Regions from separate parts of the Homo sapiens genome. Here region 1 is linked to region 2. A link is an interaction called in ENCODE POLR2A ChIA-PET data of the cell type or tissue named here. Cell type or tissue: GM12878. All regions are shown on one strand. Each heading gives the region's core, and the rest is flanking DNA. Links, peaks and the distances in the headings are about the cores only.

Region 1 (8,521 bases), core at 442-8,441, 440 kb after region 2:
CGAGATGGGTGGATCACAAGGTCAGGAGATCGAGACCATCCTGGCTAACATGGTGAAACTCCGTCTCTACTAAAAAATACAAAAAATTAGCCAGGCGTGGTAGCAGGCGCTTGTAGTCCCAGCTACTCGGGAGGCTGAGGCAGAAGAATGGCATGAACCCGGGAGGCAGAGCTTGCAGTGAGCTGAGATTGCACCACTGAACTACAGCCTGGGCAACAGAGCGAGACTCCGTCTAAAAAAAAAAAAAAAAAAAAAAGAAAGTTATAAGTCAAGTCAAACTGTTAAATAAAATATGTTCCATTTTCCTACCTTGATAACTCTAACTTCCAAAAGACCTGAAGGTCAGGTTTGAATGTGCAATGCTTGGAATCCTTAGAGTTCTGCACCAGGACAAAGAGGCATGGAGAGAGCTGGACCCCAACCTGAAACGTTCCCCTCTCCTCCCATCCTTGACTCTGAATGAGAAGGCCCTCTCATGCATGCATGTAGATGCCCCAGTTCACGCATCCATACCCTGTGCATGCCTCTGCAAATAGGCTATCCTTGGCTACCTCTCAGGCTGACCACACACACTAGTGGCATGGTTTGCCCTTGGGAGGATGGGTCTGGAAAAGAAGTCTAGGCAGGCCCTGGAAGTGGGCTTGGGGCATTTGAGCAAGGAATCCTGAGGTGGTCCAAGTTATCCAGAGTGTGGTCTAGAAGGGAGCAATGTGGTAATGTGGTTCTGAGTGGACACATCCCCTAGGTGCCACAGTCTCCTCACCCTGTAGTAAGGGGTGCAGCCAGGGAGGGTAAAAGCACGGCCTTCTAAAAGCCTAAAGGCAGTACCAGCAAGAGCCGGTATGTGGAATGTGAGTATTAGCATAAGACATGGAATCCTGGCACACACCTCAGGCCTGCTTCAGCAGGAGGAAGGAGGCTGGATCAAACTTGTCCAGACAGGGAAGATGGATCATGCTCACTCACCCTGGAGGGGTCACAGAAGTTTATCAATTCCTGGCAAAACGGAACAGCCCAATCTGGGAGAGCCTGCCCAGATCTAAGTGCCAGTTTAGTTAATGATTTAAAGGGGCATTTACCTTTTCGCCTTATGGAGAAAGTATCTGGAAGATTCTGGTGTTATTTTTATTGGGGCCACTGAACTTTCTGTTTGTGCTCCTCCTTATGAACCCTGCTCCCTCCTCCTCCACTGTTCTCACAGTGCCAAGGGCCCATCAGTCCTCGCTTGCTTGCCTTCCTCTCAGCCAGTTAACTCCATAAGGATTTCAGCAATAATCCTGATAGGTGCCCTCACGCACTTGGTTCTTCATCCATTCATGTCTTCCAAATCTCCATCCTTCAATGAAGTCCATCATGTACTTTCTGTTTCTGCTCCCAAGCAAAAGATATTGCTGAAAATTAAATTAAAAATGTAAAAATCTGACCCAAGCCAATATCAGCTGACTGGTCCCAGCTGAGCCTTTACTACTCCCAGGTAATTCTCTGATTTTTCAAAATTTCCTTCCTTCCACAGTCCTCACTTTTCCTTTTCTAAATCCTTCCTGTTTCCTTCAAGCCCCAGTCCCACTGTATGCAACTTTCTCCTTTTGCTTAATAGAAGAAATCAAGATTCTCCAATGTGGGTATCCTCTCATTGCTTTTTCTCTACTGAGAAATACTTAAAGATGATATCTCTTTTTCTGTTTCATTTCAGAGAAGGAAGAGTAACTTCTCCTTTCCACAATTTGTTTTCCTTTTGGGTCCTGCATCCTATGGACTCCTATTTCCTGTAAACATTGCACCAGGCATGGCCCCTGCTCTTTTATCCCCACCCTCCCCCCTCAATCTGTCAGCCCCATCCTGGCTCATTTCTATCCCTGTTGAGCCTAGATGCCATTGTCCATCACTTTGAACATTGTTTTCATAAAATCATCCATCATTTCGCCCCTTGATCCTTCTGCCCCATCGTCTCAGAAATCCCAAGTCTTGGATCAACCTACCACCCATTTTCTCAGCTCTTACCATTGGCAGCCCAAGTTATTAAAGAAAATCACACAATTATTTCCCTTCTACCTGGGTTGCCAACCTGCCCCTTTACCCCCATCAACACACACATACCCAGACAAACACACGCACACCCCACCTGACTCTTTTGTCAGTAGAGTGGAAAGCAAATTAACAATTGTGGAGATCGTCTGACACTGAGAGGGACCCAGGCTCTACATTACACAATTTAAATACTAGTGCCCATACCAGTTTTGGTCTCTAACCTGTTAGATTCTCAGGTGATTATAATCCTTATACTGGTCCTTCTCCACTTAATTCTCTTTTATACGTCCCTTGGTAATAACTCTAATCCTATGGAACTCTCAACCCCTACCCTTTTTACTCTTCTCTTCTTTTCTTTATTTCTCCTTTTGCATTCACCAAACCTTGACACATGCCCTATATTCCTCTTTCTCTTCTACTCCAATCCAATCAGTTCTCACATCCTATTGATCTTCCCTCCCAAACATCTCCTAAACCCACCCCCTCCTCTTCATTTTGTCATTTTCTTTTCCCTTTTTAAAAATTTCTATTTTGTAGAGACAGGGTCTCACTATGTTGCCCAAGCTGGTCTTGAACTCCTGGTTTCAAGCAATCCTCCCACCTGGGGCTCCAAAGTCCTGGGATTCAGGCCATTTTGTCATTTTCTTAACTCAGGCCTTCATCATCTCTGCCTGGCCTCATTAAATTGTCTATTAAATGGAACTCCCTGATACTAGCCTCACTTCTCTCCGATTCATCCTCCATAGTCCTCTCAGAGTGATACTGCCTAGAAAAGGGAAGTAGAGGCTGAGTTGGGGGTGAGAGAATGGGAGGAAGGGAGGGTCAAAAGAGAGGAAGACCCAATATCTGGAAACCAAAGAGGAACACTGAGGGGAGAATAGAAATGTCTCCATTTAAACCTCCTTTTATGTCTCCTCATAAAATTGTTGGTCAAATCCACATTACTCACCTCTACTCTGTGGAGTTTATTTGCTTTTGGGGAAACACAATAAAGTACTAAGTCCTGCTATAAGACAGGGCACATGAAGCCAGCACCTGGCTTGCACATTCAATTTATTCTTCAGTCATTCATTCATTTATTATTTAACGATATTTATTGAGTACCTATCAGGTGTCAGATACGTGCTAGTGCTGGAGAGTGAACACTGATCGAGACAGATATTCTTGTCTTAAAAGCATTAATAGTCAAGTGGGAAAACAAACAAAATAGTTAGAATATGATAAGTGCTATGATATGAGAAGGTTATGGGTGTGCATAGCAGGGACAAATCAAAGTCAGAGGTAGGAGGGAGGTCAAGGAGGACTTAGGGAAGAGGTGGTGTTTAACTGGAGATCAGAGGAATGTGCAGGAATTAGTGAGGTGTAGGGAAAAGTTGAAGAGAATTTTCTAGGAATGTGAGACAGTCCAGAGGCAACAGAGTACAGTGAACCCATGGAACGGACAGAAGAGAGGAAACTGTGGCAAATGAGGTGGGAAAGGTCATCTGTAAACAGATCTTAACTTGTAAATCAAGTTTACATGTTTAGACTTTATCCTAAAGGCAATGGGGAAGCTACAGATGGCTTTAAGCATCTGTAAGTGATGCTTACACAGTGAAAGACCTGTTCAGATTTGTGATTTAGAAAGAACACATGACAGGATAATATGTGAAGTATTAATGGAATGTATTCTCTCCACTCATTTCTCTACTTGGGCTCTGGGCTGCCCATCTGCTCCTTGCCTGCCACCAACATACACATACATAGACAAACATGCACACACCCCACCTCACTCTTTCGCCAGGAGAGTGGAAAGCAAATTAATGATTGTAGAGATTGTCTGCTGCTGAGAGAAATCTAGACTCTACATTGCACAATTTAAATACAAAGGGCTCTGCACTTTAACTCAGAAATGAAACAATTAAAATGAAACCAACTCATACAAATGTGTAAATGTGAATTGGTTTTTCACCTCTATGCTGTGAGGGGAGAAGAAATGATCTGATCAGAAAGCAGATGTGCAGGGCAAAAGGAAGGAATGTTCCTGGATTACTTCGTGGCATTATGGGGGACATGGCTGCCCCTTTCTGAGATGAAGCTACATGGGACCTGCATGTGCACCCAGACAGCCCATCCCCACCCTTCAAAGCTAGCAGGATCTGGTACTTTAGACAGCACACTGGGGCCTGCCTGTGCTGAGAGCATAGGCAACAATGGTATTAGCGGCTCAGGCTAGCTTTAGAGTGACCCCAGAAATGACTAGATGGACAGCTCCCCCAGCCCCACCCGCTACTCACACATGGACCTCCATCTTCTTCCCCACTTCCCTTGGGTAGCCAGCCCCAAGAGGCCCAAGAGTAAGAGGCAAGAACAGGGGAAGGAAGGTTTGAAACTGAATTCTGAACTGAAGTATTTATGGAATCTCAGTTGACAAATCACTGAATTCATTTAAGATAATCTAGATGAAGTTGTCCACCAGGAGGAAGGCTGGAGGTTCAGATTCCAAAATCAAATTTACTCCAGGAAAAAACATCCCATGACTGCACACCTGAGGGTTTGTGGACTCTTGCATCTGTGAGACTCCTTGCTCATTACACTCACATGGCTACTGCATGGTGAATGGTTTGAGATGAAGATTGGAAACAGGGGTTTAGGTGAGACCTGATGAGAGTAGAGGGGAAAGAAGACAAGAAAAAAGGTAGGAGAGGTATTCAGGTGGCAGGATCAAGAGTTCTTGGTGATGCAATTGGACATGAGGTATGATGATGAGAACAGTGAGGAATGATACACAAGTGACTAGCTGCAGCAATGAGTCCATGGCAGTGCTTGCTACCTCCAGGGGGAACTCAGGAGGAGATACACAGATTTGAAGAGAAAATGAGTTCAGTTTGAGTTTAAGATGCCTGTGGAACCTATAGGGTCTGAAGCTCAAGAGAAGGGTTGGAGATGGAGAGAGCTATCTGGGAGCAGGTAGATAGTGCCATAGATACTCAGGAAAGAGAAAGTATCAAAAAGGAGGATATGTTAAATGCTGCCATCAGGTCAAATAAGGAGAGAACTGAAAAGTGCCCCTTGAATTTAGCTACATGGAGATCATGGGTTATTTTGGAGAGAGGAATTTTGGAGAGTGAGTGGGAGGTGAGGAAGTTAAAACAGTGAGTGGACAACTTTTCCAAAAAGTTTAACTGGCAAGAGAAGAGAGGACGGTAGATGGAAGAGGATGTGGCTTTTTTAGTCTGAGAAGGGAGGAGCCAGTGGAGAGGAAGGGGTTGAATATAAAGGTAGGAGTATGAAGGAATAACTGAGAGAGTGAGGTCAATGGGAAGTCAGAGAGAGATGGGACCCAGAGCATCAGGCCAAGAGATTGGCCTTGGATGGAGGTAGGGGGAGTTTTTCTGTTATAATAAGAGGCAAGGTCAAAAAAATGTATAAAGATGCAAGTAAGTTTATAGGTTGTGGGTGGGTGTGGTGGCTCATGCCTGTAATGCCAGCACTTTGGGAGGCCAAGGCAGGTGGATTGCTTGAGCTCAGGAGTTTGAGACCAGCCTGGACAACATGGGAAATCCCATCTCTACAAAAAATTAGCCAGGTGTGGTGGCATGCGCCTGTAGTCCCAGCTACTCAGGAGGCTGAGGTGGGAGGATCACCTGAACCCAGGAGGTTGAGGCTGCAGTTAGCCATGATCATGCCACTGCACTCCAGCCTGGGCGACAGAGTGAGACCCTGTCTCAAAAAAAAAAAAAAAAAGTGTATAGGTTGTTATGGAAAACTGAGACTGCTCACATCTCATAACATCCACACCCACCCAACTCTGATATGTGGGGGAAAAAAAATCACCAATTGAGAATGAGAAGGTAGAGAGGCCAACATAGGGAGGTGCAGGAAGAGGCAAATCCTTGAAATAGCCCCTCTGGAGGCTGAGAAAACAAGCAGGCCGGGGAATAGAGTAGGACTGCAGGCAGCAGTGAGGTCCCACTTGAGGTTGCTGAGCATAAATTTAAGGTAGCCCCAATCTGTGTGACAGGGTGATTTTTTTCCTACAGTGCCCAACAGCCTAGGTAAAGGAATGGCCAAGACAGACAGCTGGATTCAGGGTATACACTCTAAAATTTGTCAGGCAGATAAACCAGAAGAATAATGAAGTAATGGAGTTGAGAACACCGGTCAGAGGCCAATGTTATGAGTCATGGAGTCCTTCCTCAGTAGATAAGGAATAGGGGACAGCAAGCTTATTATAGATAAAGAGAAAGGAGAAAGCAGAAAGACTGCAGATCTTAATAAGTTTGGAAGATAAACGTAGTGAAAATAACCAAATGAAAAGAATTGGAGGACTTAAAAGTCAAGGGTTCAGAGGTGCTGTGGTTTGTTGAAGACATGGCCTAGGGGTGGCCATGGGATTGAGTGATTGAAGCACAATGGAGAAGGTAATTGGAGATGGAATCAAGAAACTGAGAAGTCAGGTATGTTTCACAGAAATACCTAGATAGCTAAAGAGGGGGAGGGATAGCATTAGGAGAAATACCTAATGTAAATGACGAATTATTGGGTGCAGCACACCAACATGGCACATGTATACGTATGTAACAAACCTGCACGTTGTGCACATGTACCCTAGAACTTAAAGTATAATAATAATAAACAATGGTCATTGAAGAGGCTGGGTGTATCAGGGAGTTTGCTGACGATGGAATGAGATTCCCAACGTCATAGAGGAAAAGTTTTAGAGGAAAGGGAATGTAAGAGATATAAGAAAAAAAGTTTTTCGTAATCTCACATACTCAACCAATACAACACTTCCAGTCACCAAAATGTCTGGAGGTTTTCCTCTACCTACAACCAATTCTTCAGTGGACATAATTATCCTATAATTTAACACAATTTTCCTATAATCACTATCTACGTGGAGATAGCATTAGATCCCACAGGCAGAAGGCTCAGTCTCCCAAGATTGCTTCCACTTCAGATGCCAATTCCAAGTAGTAGGTTGTTACCTATACTTCTGACGACTGGTCATAAATTGGGGGTTCCTATGAGGATTCTGCTCCTCGGGTTCAATTAGTTTGTTAGAGCAGCTCACAGAACTCAGGGAAACACCGCTTACATTACCCATTCATCACAAAGCATGTGATGTGGTTTGGATCTGTGTCCCCACCCAAATCTCTCATCGAATTGTAATCCTCAGTGTTGGAGGTGGGGCCTGGTGGGAGGTGATTGGATCATGGGGGCGGATTTCCTCCCTGGTGCTGCTCTTGTGACAGTGAGTGAGTGCTTTCAAGATCTGGTTGTTTAAAAGTGTGTGGCATCTCCCCACTCTCTCTCTTCCTTCTGCTCTGGCTATGTAAGATGTGTGTGTTTCTTCTTCTCCTTCCACCATAATTGTAAGTTTCCTGAGGCCTCTTCAGAAGCAGAAGCTGCTGTGCTTTCTGAACAGCCTGCTGAACTCTGAGCCGATTAAACCTCTTTTCTTTATAAATTACCCAATCTTAGGTATTTATAGCAGCGAGAAGGGACTAATACAGGATGTTACAAAGGATATAGATGAATAGCCAGATGGAAGAGATGCACAGGGCGAGGGATGGGGGAAGAGGCATGAAACTTCCCTGCCCTTTATAGACATTCCACCCTCCAGGGACCTCTACATGTTCAGCAACCTGGAAGCTCTCAGAACTCTGTCCTTTGGGTTTTTATGGAGGCTTTATTAGGTAGGCATGATTAATTACATCATTGGCCATTGGTAATCAACTCATCTTTCAGCCCCTCTACCCTCTCTAGAAGTTGGAAGGTAAGGCTGAAAGTCCCAACCCTCTAATCATGCCTTGGTCTTTCCGGTGATCAGCACCCCTCTTGAAGCTATCTAGGGCTCCCCAGCCACCAATGTCTTATTAGCATACCAAAGGCACTCTTATCACTCTGGAGAGTCCAAGGGTTTTAGGAGCTGTGTGCCAGGAACCAGGGGAAGAGACCAGATATATATTTCTTTTCCTTTTTTTTTTTTTGAGTCACCCTGTTACCCAGGCTGTAGTGCAGTGACGCAATCTGAGCTCACTGCAACCTCTGCCCCCTGGGTTCAAGTGATTCTCCTGCCTCAGCCTCCCGAGTAGCTGGGATTACAGGCTCCTGGCACCACGCCCAGCTAATTTTCGTATTTTTAGTAGAGACAGGGTTTTACCATCTTGGCCAGGCAGGTCTTGAACTCCTGACCTTGTGATCCACCTGCCTTGGCCTCCCAAAGTGCTAGAATTACATGCATGAGCCACTGCGCCTGGCCCAAAAATATATTTCTTGTCACAATACCACAGGGTGGAATGGGAAACTGAGTCTAGTATGAGGATGAGAGTTCATAAAAGGATAACTCATTGAAAGAACTCCCTCTAGGACACACATTAAGGATACTGAGGGTCTGAGGGATGGTGGGTTTAGTGGGCTGCACAGATGCAGAATTAGTGGGAGTGGAAGAACATTTAGGCCTCTTAGCCTTCAGCTTTGTCCTGGGTGTGTCATACTTCCAAGGCTC
Region 2 (8,521 bases), core at 194-8,193:
TGTGGAGAAATAGGAACAGTTTTACACTGTTGGTGAGAGTGTAAATTAGTTCAACCATTGTGGAAGACAGTGTGGCAATTCCTCAAGGATCTAGAACTAGAAATATGATTTGACCCAGTGATCCCATTACTGGGTATATACCCAAAGGATTATAAATCATGCTACTATAAAGGCACATGAACACATATGTTTATTGTGGCACTATTCACAGTAGCAAAGACTTGGAACCAACCCAAATGTCCATCAATGATAGACTGGATTAAGAAAACATGGCACATATACACATATGGAATACTATGCAGCCATAAAAAAGGATGAGTTCATGTCCTTTGCAGGGACATGGATGAAGCTGGAAACCATCATTCTCAGCAAACTATCACAAGGACAGAAAACCAAACACTGCATGTTCTTACTCATAGGTGGGAGTTGAACAATGAGAACACATGAATACAGGGTGGGGAATATGACACACCACGGCCTGTTGGGAAGTTGGGGGCTGGGGGAGGGATAGCATTAGGAGAAATATGTAATGTAAATGATGAGTCGATGGGTACAGCAAACCAACATGGCACATGTATACCTGTGTAACAAACCTGCATGTTGTGCACATGTATCCTAGAACTTAAAGTATAATAATAAAAAAAAAAAATTACCTACAAAAAAAAAAAAAACAAGGAAAAAAAAAGAAAGCATGTCTTAGAGCTTCTGTGTCTCTCTGGCAGTGAAATCAAAGATGGGAGTATAATAGTTACTGGGTACCATGTCCCAACGCCGTAAAGAAACTGGTCTGCAGTAGAAGAGGAAGATATTAACAAGCAGAAAGGGGTAGAGCATAACAAGGAATAGACATGGAAGGTGTTGGTGGCATTAGTCCCAGATTCCACTTGTCCTCCTCCCTGCAATCTGATATTTCCACCATATAAATATAATAGATATAAATAAATTCAAGAGATAGGTAACAGCAAAATATAGTAAAATACTTAGGAAGAGATAGGTTGTTTTATGTATTTATTGCCTTTGCTCTTCATGCAATTTATTTAATTGAAAGTTTACATAATTTTTAATGATGACTGTTTAACAACTAGCTTGAAAAATTTCCCATCAGTTCTGGTATGATACAAGCATATGAGCATATAAGTTCTTGTATGAGTGGTACAAGCATATTCATTGAGCATTGGTAACCTTAAGTACATATATATATATATATACACACACACACATATACATACACATACATATACACTAAAGTTTTACATTTTTATGTACTTTATCAAAATTTTGCGGTTTTGGCATTTAGTATTGTATTAGAAAGGTCTCCTCCTGTTAGAATATTATTAAAATATTCATATTTTCTTCCAGCATTTTAATAGTATTATTTTTTCATATCAAAATTGTTAATTTATCTGAAATTTATTTCCATGTAAAGTGTGAGGTAAGGATCTAAACTTTTCCCCCAAATATTAGTCTGTTATCATAATGTCTTTTATTTGAATAAACCATCCTTCTACTTTACCTTTATATTACATTCTAATGAATATTTAGATCCATTCTGTGGACATCTATTCTGGCCCATTGATTGATTTCTACTGTTATGGCCAGTATCACCCTGTTCTAATTAGTGACTCTTTAAAATACATTTTTATCTCTTTTAGAGCACCTTACCCACTACTCTTTTCTGAGCTATTTTTGTGTAATATTATTCCAAATGAATTATATAATTTTTGTCAGATTTCAAAAAATCCCATTAGAACTTTGATTGCATTTGCATTAAATTTTTGCCTCCTCACAATATTGAATTCTGCCATCCAAGAACATGATATTTTATATCTATACCTATATGCCTGTAATCTACATCTATACCTATATGCCTGTAATTCTATCTCCATTTATTCAAGTCTTCTTTTATTTCTAATAGTTCATATATATATATATATATATATATATATATATATATATATATATTCTTTTAATTTGGGTCTTGTACTTTTCTTGTTGTTTATTTCTACCAATATTATATTTTGTTGTTATTACTAATGAAATTTATCATCCTGTTCAATCAGAAATTTTCAGTTAAAAGTACAAAAGGGTCAATTTTGACTATTGCTTTGTTTGTATATTTACAACTGATCACTTTTCTGGCTTTTGTTTGTTTGTTTGTTTTTTGAGATGGAGTCTTGCTCTGTCACCAGGCTGGAGTGCAGTGGCGTGATCTCGGCTCACTGCAACCTCCGCCTCCCGGGTTCAAGTGATTCTCCTGCCTCAGCCTCCCAAGTAGCTGGGACTACAGGCACGTGCCACCACGCCCAGCTAATTTTTGTATTTTTAGTAGAGACAGGGTTTCACCATGTTGGCCAGGATGGTCTCGATCTCTTGGCCTCATGATCCACCCATCTCGGCCTCCCAAAGTGCTGGGATTACAGGTGTGAGCCACTGCGACCGGCCACTTTTCTGGCTCTCTTAATGATTCTATTAGTTCTTTATTTGATTCCTATCTGAAAGTAAAAATGTTTTTACTTTATTTTCAATACTTACACCTCTTACTTCCTTTTCTTGTCTGATTGCATTGTTGAAGACTGCCAAACAACACTGAATAATGGTAAAACTAGACATCCTTGCCTTGTTGCTTCTTTTCATGCAAATTGCTCTAGCTGTTGTCTTCAGATACATTTTTATTATTTTAAAGTATATCATTATAATCTCATTTAACTAAAAGATTTTATCAGTTAAATGTTGATTTTTATCAAATGCTTTCCTGCCTTATGAGAAGACTTATCTGGTTTTTCCTTTATTGTAGTAATAAGTATTCTAATGTTGACCTGTTCTGCATTCCTGAAGGACACCCTACCCTTAAATTAGCGTGATGATTTCTACAGAATAGGTACAAAATATATAGATTAATTTACTAATCAATTGATTGGGAAATGAAAATAAAAGTCGCTGATCCTCACTGTTGTTAGGAAGTGAAATTACTGTGGTTATTTTGTCCTCCTTAGGATAATAAGAACAACAAAGACCCAAATTAATTAGCTCCAAGAATGATGAATGCCAAGGAAGAAATTTTCCTGGATATTAAGTTTCAATTCCTGAGAGAAAGTAGTTACTGGCTTCTAAGTAGATTTTTACATCCCTTGACTTGATAAATGTTAAAGTGAGTATAAAACAACAGCACTCAGAAAGTTGGCCTAATTCAACTACTGTTTACAATGGGTGGACATGTTGGATAGGTTAACATCTGAAAAACAGATGTTCCCTGTTGTGGAAACCTTAGGAGGTATTATTATTCTGTCTAAGAAAGTTTAAGTGGGCTAACGACTTTAGTAGGGACAATTTCCTGTGGCAGAGACTGCGTCTGCCAGATCCATGTTAAAAGTGTGCCAATATGCTGACTTTTGCACCCCATCCACAGTGAATGATTCTCCTTGCTGTTTCCATACTCCAGCCATGAAATCTGAGCCCAGAAGGGGGACTACCTCTTTCTCTCTCAGCTCCCGTACTTCTGTGTAGAACTAGGTCTGACTCACTCCAACTATCCTAATATTCAAAATCTGTCAAGGAAGATGGTAGCCTTGCCCTTGAAATACAATGTCTGGATATTCACATTTCTTTCAGTCAAGAAACACTTCCTGACAACTAGCTTCTATTCCTCAAACTCTCTTTCTCTTATAATTAGTGTTTTAAATTGCTTTCAAAATGCTTCAAAAAAAGTTCTTGCCCTTCTAGCTGGCCTTCCTTATTAGGGATCAAACTAACTGAGAAATTGCTACACAAAATCAAATTCTCCCAGCTTTATTGAGCACCTACTATGTACCAAGTACCAAAGCAGATGCAAGAGGGGACTGGGGAGGGAAAGATTAGGAAACTTTTAGAGTAAAGATGACTCAGACCTGGTTCGTGCCTTAAGAAGCTTGTGAGTTACCTGAGAAGCAAACACCAGAAACAAAATTATTCCCTAAGGGCACTTTCCATGGATTGTGACTTCCAAAGGAGAATCCACATATGGGGGAGTGTTATCTGCAAACACACAATACAAAGCATTTCACGCTACTTGATGTTTATATAGATCATTTTCCAAGAAAATAAAAGTGGTTTATATATGGTTCCTACAACATCTACACAATTCCCTCACCTGCCAAGGCCTCTGCTTCCCTTCATACACACATAGGCCTTTAATTGACTTCAAAGGGAACTTGGTGCATAAAGGGAGAGGCACACAGAGGCTGAAATGCACACACACTGCCATTAATCTCAGAACACTTCTCTGCGCTGAGGAGGCAGGAAGTACTGTTATAGCCCTTTAAAAACAAAGGAATTGGACATAAAGGTTAATCATCTTTCCCAGAGCCAAAATGGTTCCCAGGAGTTTAGCATGGTGGTGAGGTGCTTCAGCTCTGAAGTCAGACAGCTGGAATTTGAATCTTGGTCCCAACACTCATCACCAGTGCAACCTCAAGTAACTGACTTAACCTCTCTGTGGTTTCTTCATTGGTAAGATGGAGATTTTAAAAATGGCTACAATATAAGTTTGTTTTGAAGCCTGAGTAAGTCAAAACCTCTAAAATATTAGAGTACTGATTACCATATACTAATTACTCAATAAGTATTTATAAATATTATTCTGGAAGCAATAGTGCAAATAGCTCCCAGACTTTTGCATAAGTATTAGATTTAGGTCACAGCCAATCCAGCAAGTGAAACTTTCAAGATAGAATTCACCCCAAGCCATCCCACTGAATTAGAAATAACAAAACTGGCTCCAAACTAGCTCAGCAAACCTCAGACAAAAATAAGGGACTCTCCTTCCCTCCCCTACCGTAATGTCTTTGTTTTCATTATCCTGAGTATACAAAACTGAAATATGCTTCAGCTGAAATTATACACTTCCATTGTCATGTTTCTTCTCTTTTTTTATGTCAGGATCACAAAGATGACATAGGACCTGAGAAGTTTCATTTTGCCCCAGGAAGATTACCTGGCTATTTCCAAAGAGATGCTGCACATGAGTCTTGAGGAAGGAAAGAAGAGTTCATTCTTATCACCAAGCTGTAAAAACACCTAAATCAAATTGTCAGGTCATCCTTCAATTCCAGTTAGTTTCATAAGGGATGTATTATTTATACATGATTACAAACTATGCTCTAAAACATCCATACACAAAGCAAAACTGGATATTAAAAACCTCAATCTGTAAAAACTTGCATTCTGCCCCAAACAGACAAGTGGCTGTCATGTGGGAATCTGTGCTATAAATGTACTGCAATGTAATAGAAGAGTAATTAAAAATCCCTAAAGTAGACCACCACCACTACTCAGCAAAACCTTAGATCAGCCTCTGCTAACTTAGGAGGTTAATGCTCGTCAGTCTTCAGTAAACTTCTCAATTCCACTTCTATTTGATTCATTCACCTTACCCCTTTGCATGGTTACAGATGAACACTACTGGCCCCAGGCTGACTGACATAGGTAATAAACTGAACTCGACTGGTGTTGAACATAGGTCCGTGCTCAAGAGCCATTAGCATCAGATGAATTATGACTTCAGGTGACTTGTCCAAAGTCACACAGAAAGTTTTAGTAAGAGATTCACATGTCTGCTTCCTTGGAAACATTTTAAACATTATCCATTACCACTACTAATGGATAAAATGACTCAGGACATATACCAACCGATAATGCACTGGGCATCAAAGCCATTAAAGGAAGAACATAGAAATGTTACTGTTTATATTTTTAATTTGTTTAGGTGTAGAAGAGCCCTGTGAAATAACTGCTCTGATCCCAATAACCACCCCTGTCTGGGAGCTTCCTTCCTTACCCTGCAGGGTAACCCCTTGGCAGCTATGTTTGCACTATATCATCTCTAAAAAAAAAAAAAGGGCAGAGATGGCCTAAGTTGGGCCAATCATATTATCTCTCCTGAGAATATGGTCTCTTCTTGACAGGTTTGAAAATAATATAAAGGGGACTGGAAAACCTAGTCAGGGAACTGCATGTTGTCATCAGGATAACATCACCTTATTCAGAAAATCACTAGTCTTCCTGCAGGGAACAATGGTCTGTGACTGAAGATCCAGCAGCACCGCAGGAAGGTGGCCCTGCCATCAGCTGTCTGTGTGAGGAGCTGAAAACTGAGGCAGGCCTGCCATTCAGGAGGAGGATGCAGCGTCCACGTGGGAGGATGATTCCACCTTGTCGGGAATGTCAGGAAGGTTGCTCCTTCACCTTCCTGGCTCACTCCCTGGGACCACCTTCTGCACTTTCGGGTTTCATCTCAAGACATTTATTTAGCAATTTTCACGTACACCATACCTTATTATTAACTTTATAGTCTCTGTGTTGTACAATAGGTCTCTCGAATGAATTTCTTCTAACTGAAATTTTGTATCCTTTGACAAACATCTTCCCAGTCCACTCTCCATCCCACCCCAGCCTTTGGTAACCACTATTCCACTCTTTGCTTCTATGAGTTTGACTTTTTTTGATTCCATATATAACTGAGAACATGCAGTATTTGTGTTCCTGTGCCTGGGTTGTCTTTCTGTGCCTGGCTTATTTCACTTAACATAATGTCCTCCAGGTTTATACATGTTGCAAATGACAGAACTCCCTCCTTTTTTAAGGCTAAATCATACTCCATTGTGTATATAAACTACATTTTCTTTACCCATTCATCTGTCAATGAACATTCAGGTTGATTCTGTATCTAGACTATTGTGAATAGTGCTGCCATGCACATGGGAGTGCAGAATCTCTTTGAAATACTGATTTCATTTCCTTTGGATATATATTCAGAAGTGGGATTGCTAAGTCATATGACAGTTCTATTTTTAACTATTTGAGGAACCTCCATACTGTTTTTCATAATGGCTGTACTAATTTATCTTCCCACCAACATATGCAAGCATTCCGTTTTCTCCACATCCTCACTATCACTTTATTTTTATATTTTTTATAATAACCACTCCAACACACGTGAAGTGATATCTCATTGTGGTTTTAATTTGCATTTCTCTGATGATTAATGAGGTTGGACACTTTTTTCATATACCTGTTGGCCAGGCATTTCCTTATTCATAGAAAGTGGTAAAATCATCCTCTTTAAGGGATTAATTGTAAATAACTTTAAATGTTACTACTTTAAAGAGTATTTACATTTCTATAAGCATTGCTAGCAGTAGTAATAGTAGTAGTAGTAGTAGCAGTAATAGTGATAACTGCTAACAATTCAAAGACTTCTAAGCTGCTACAGGCCCTGGCCAGCCCCTATAAGCTCCATTACTGTGCTTAAGTATTCTCCTACATAGACACCCACCCTACTCCAAGAATAGTCTCCAAAAGTCTTGATGAAATCTCTCACAGTGGCCTTCCACCTTAGATTGCCTCCTTTGTTGACTTTATTCAGATGTCTCAGAATCCAACACACAAGGAACTGACAGAATGGGATATAGGATTAGGAGTCACTGCCTGGAAATGCAACCTATGGGAACAGATGTGATCTCCCAGGGAAAGAGCATAGAGTGGGAATAGCACCAAAGACTGATTTCAGGGTAAGGGGAGAGCTAATGGAAATGGAGGGAGCAGAGGAGTCAGAGAAGAAGAGGAAGAACCAACAGAAATCTCAGTGAAGTAGAGGTGGAGAGAAAGCTTTTAAGAAAAAGGGATGGGCTATAGTGCCAGAGGCTGAAGAAAGATGCAGGCTGAGAATGGCAATGGGGCCAGCAACTGGGAGACATCAGAGCACTGGCCTTATTTATCTCCAAGCATGAGCAGGTGACAGGAAGAGCATCAGCTGGCAGGGTGGTTATGATGTGCCAGGGAGGAGACAGGACTCAACAGCAACAAGAGGCCAAAGACTAATTGGCTAAAACTAGTCCCATGGAGCCACAGATATTGAAGTTGCCAAACTCAGAAAAAGTCCATCAATGTTGTATAGAAAATAATTAAGATTACTCATCAATGTCCCTCTTGCCTTACCACCACCATTATGCCACAGTTAAGGCACGGCACACTGTCTTAGATGGATGAATACTACTGTGCCTGGTGACAATAATGATAGCAACATATTGACCAGCATAAACCCAGCTACGTGGACTCCTTAAACTGATTTTATTTATCTGTCCTTTACTTGTAAAACAGAGAGAAAAATTGCCAAAAATATTTCAGAACTTTCCTCCACAAAGAAATATAAGATTTATACTGATTCAACTCCACTCCATATCTTTTCCAGCCACACAAAACAATAAGAGCTGATATTTGGGATAATAACCTGAAACAAAAATCCGTAATCACTGAAGAAATATTTATGCCCAAATACTTCACTGAACAAAAACTGTATACTTTCAGAAGCTCTATTCCACTTAATCTTGACAAGAACACTAGGAGGTAGATAGTATCTCATTAGAGTTAGTTAATCAAATTCAAATGACATAATCTTTGGATATAGACAGAACAACAAATTTATTTTGACAGTGTTAGGCTTGGTACTCCTATGCGTTTCAGAAATCAAAAATTAAATCACTTATGA

The links. ChIA-PET counts read pairs that join two places held together with the same protein. Peaks named below come from ENCODE experiments on the same cell type or tissue, not always from the same donor. Only the 100,000 strongest peaks of a DNase experiment are listed, where the experiment ranks them.
Region 1: POLR2A ChIA-PET joins it to region 2 with 10 read pairs; 2 of 35 experiments call an interaction of 5 or more read pairs at or near these places.

What each region holds. Positions count from the first base shown.
Region 1 is chr2:177,322,006-177,330,526 of GRCh38, forward strand. LOC100130691 (Putative uncharacterized protein FLJ44553) reads right to left here. Exons shown (of 9, transcript NR_026966.1): 6 at 1,234-1,391. Among named protein-coding and RNA genes, the nearest start is that of MIR6512, 12 kb to the left of the region's middle. In GM12878, for the core only: no CTCF peak of the experiment used is centred there; a DNase peak (open chromatin) is centred at 3,762.
Region 2 is chr2:176,881,945-176,890,465 of GRCh38, forward strand. No RefSeq gene overlaps it. Among named protein-coding and RNA genes, the nearest start is that of LINC01117, 250 kb to the left of the region's middle. In GM12878, for the core only: no CTCF peak of the experiment used is centred there; no DNase peak of the experiment used is centred there.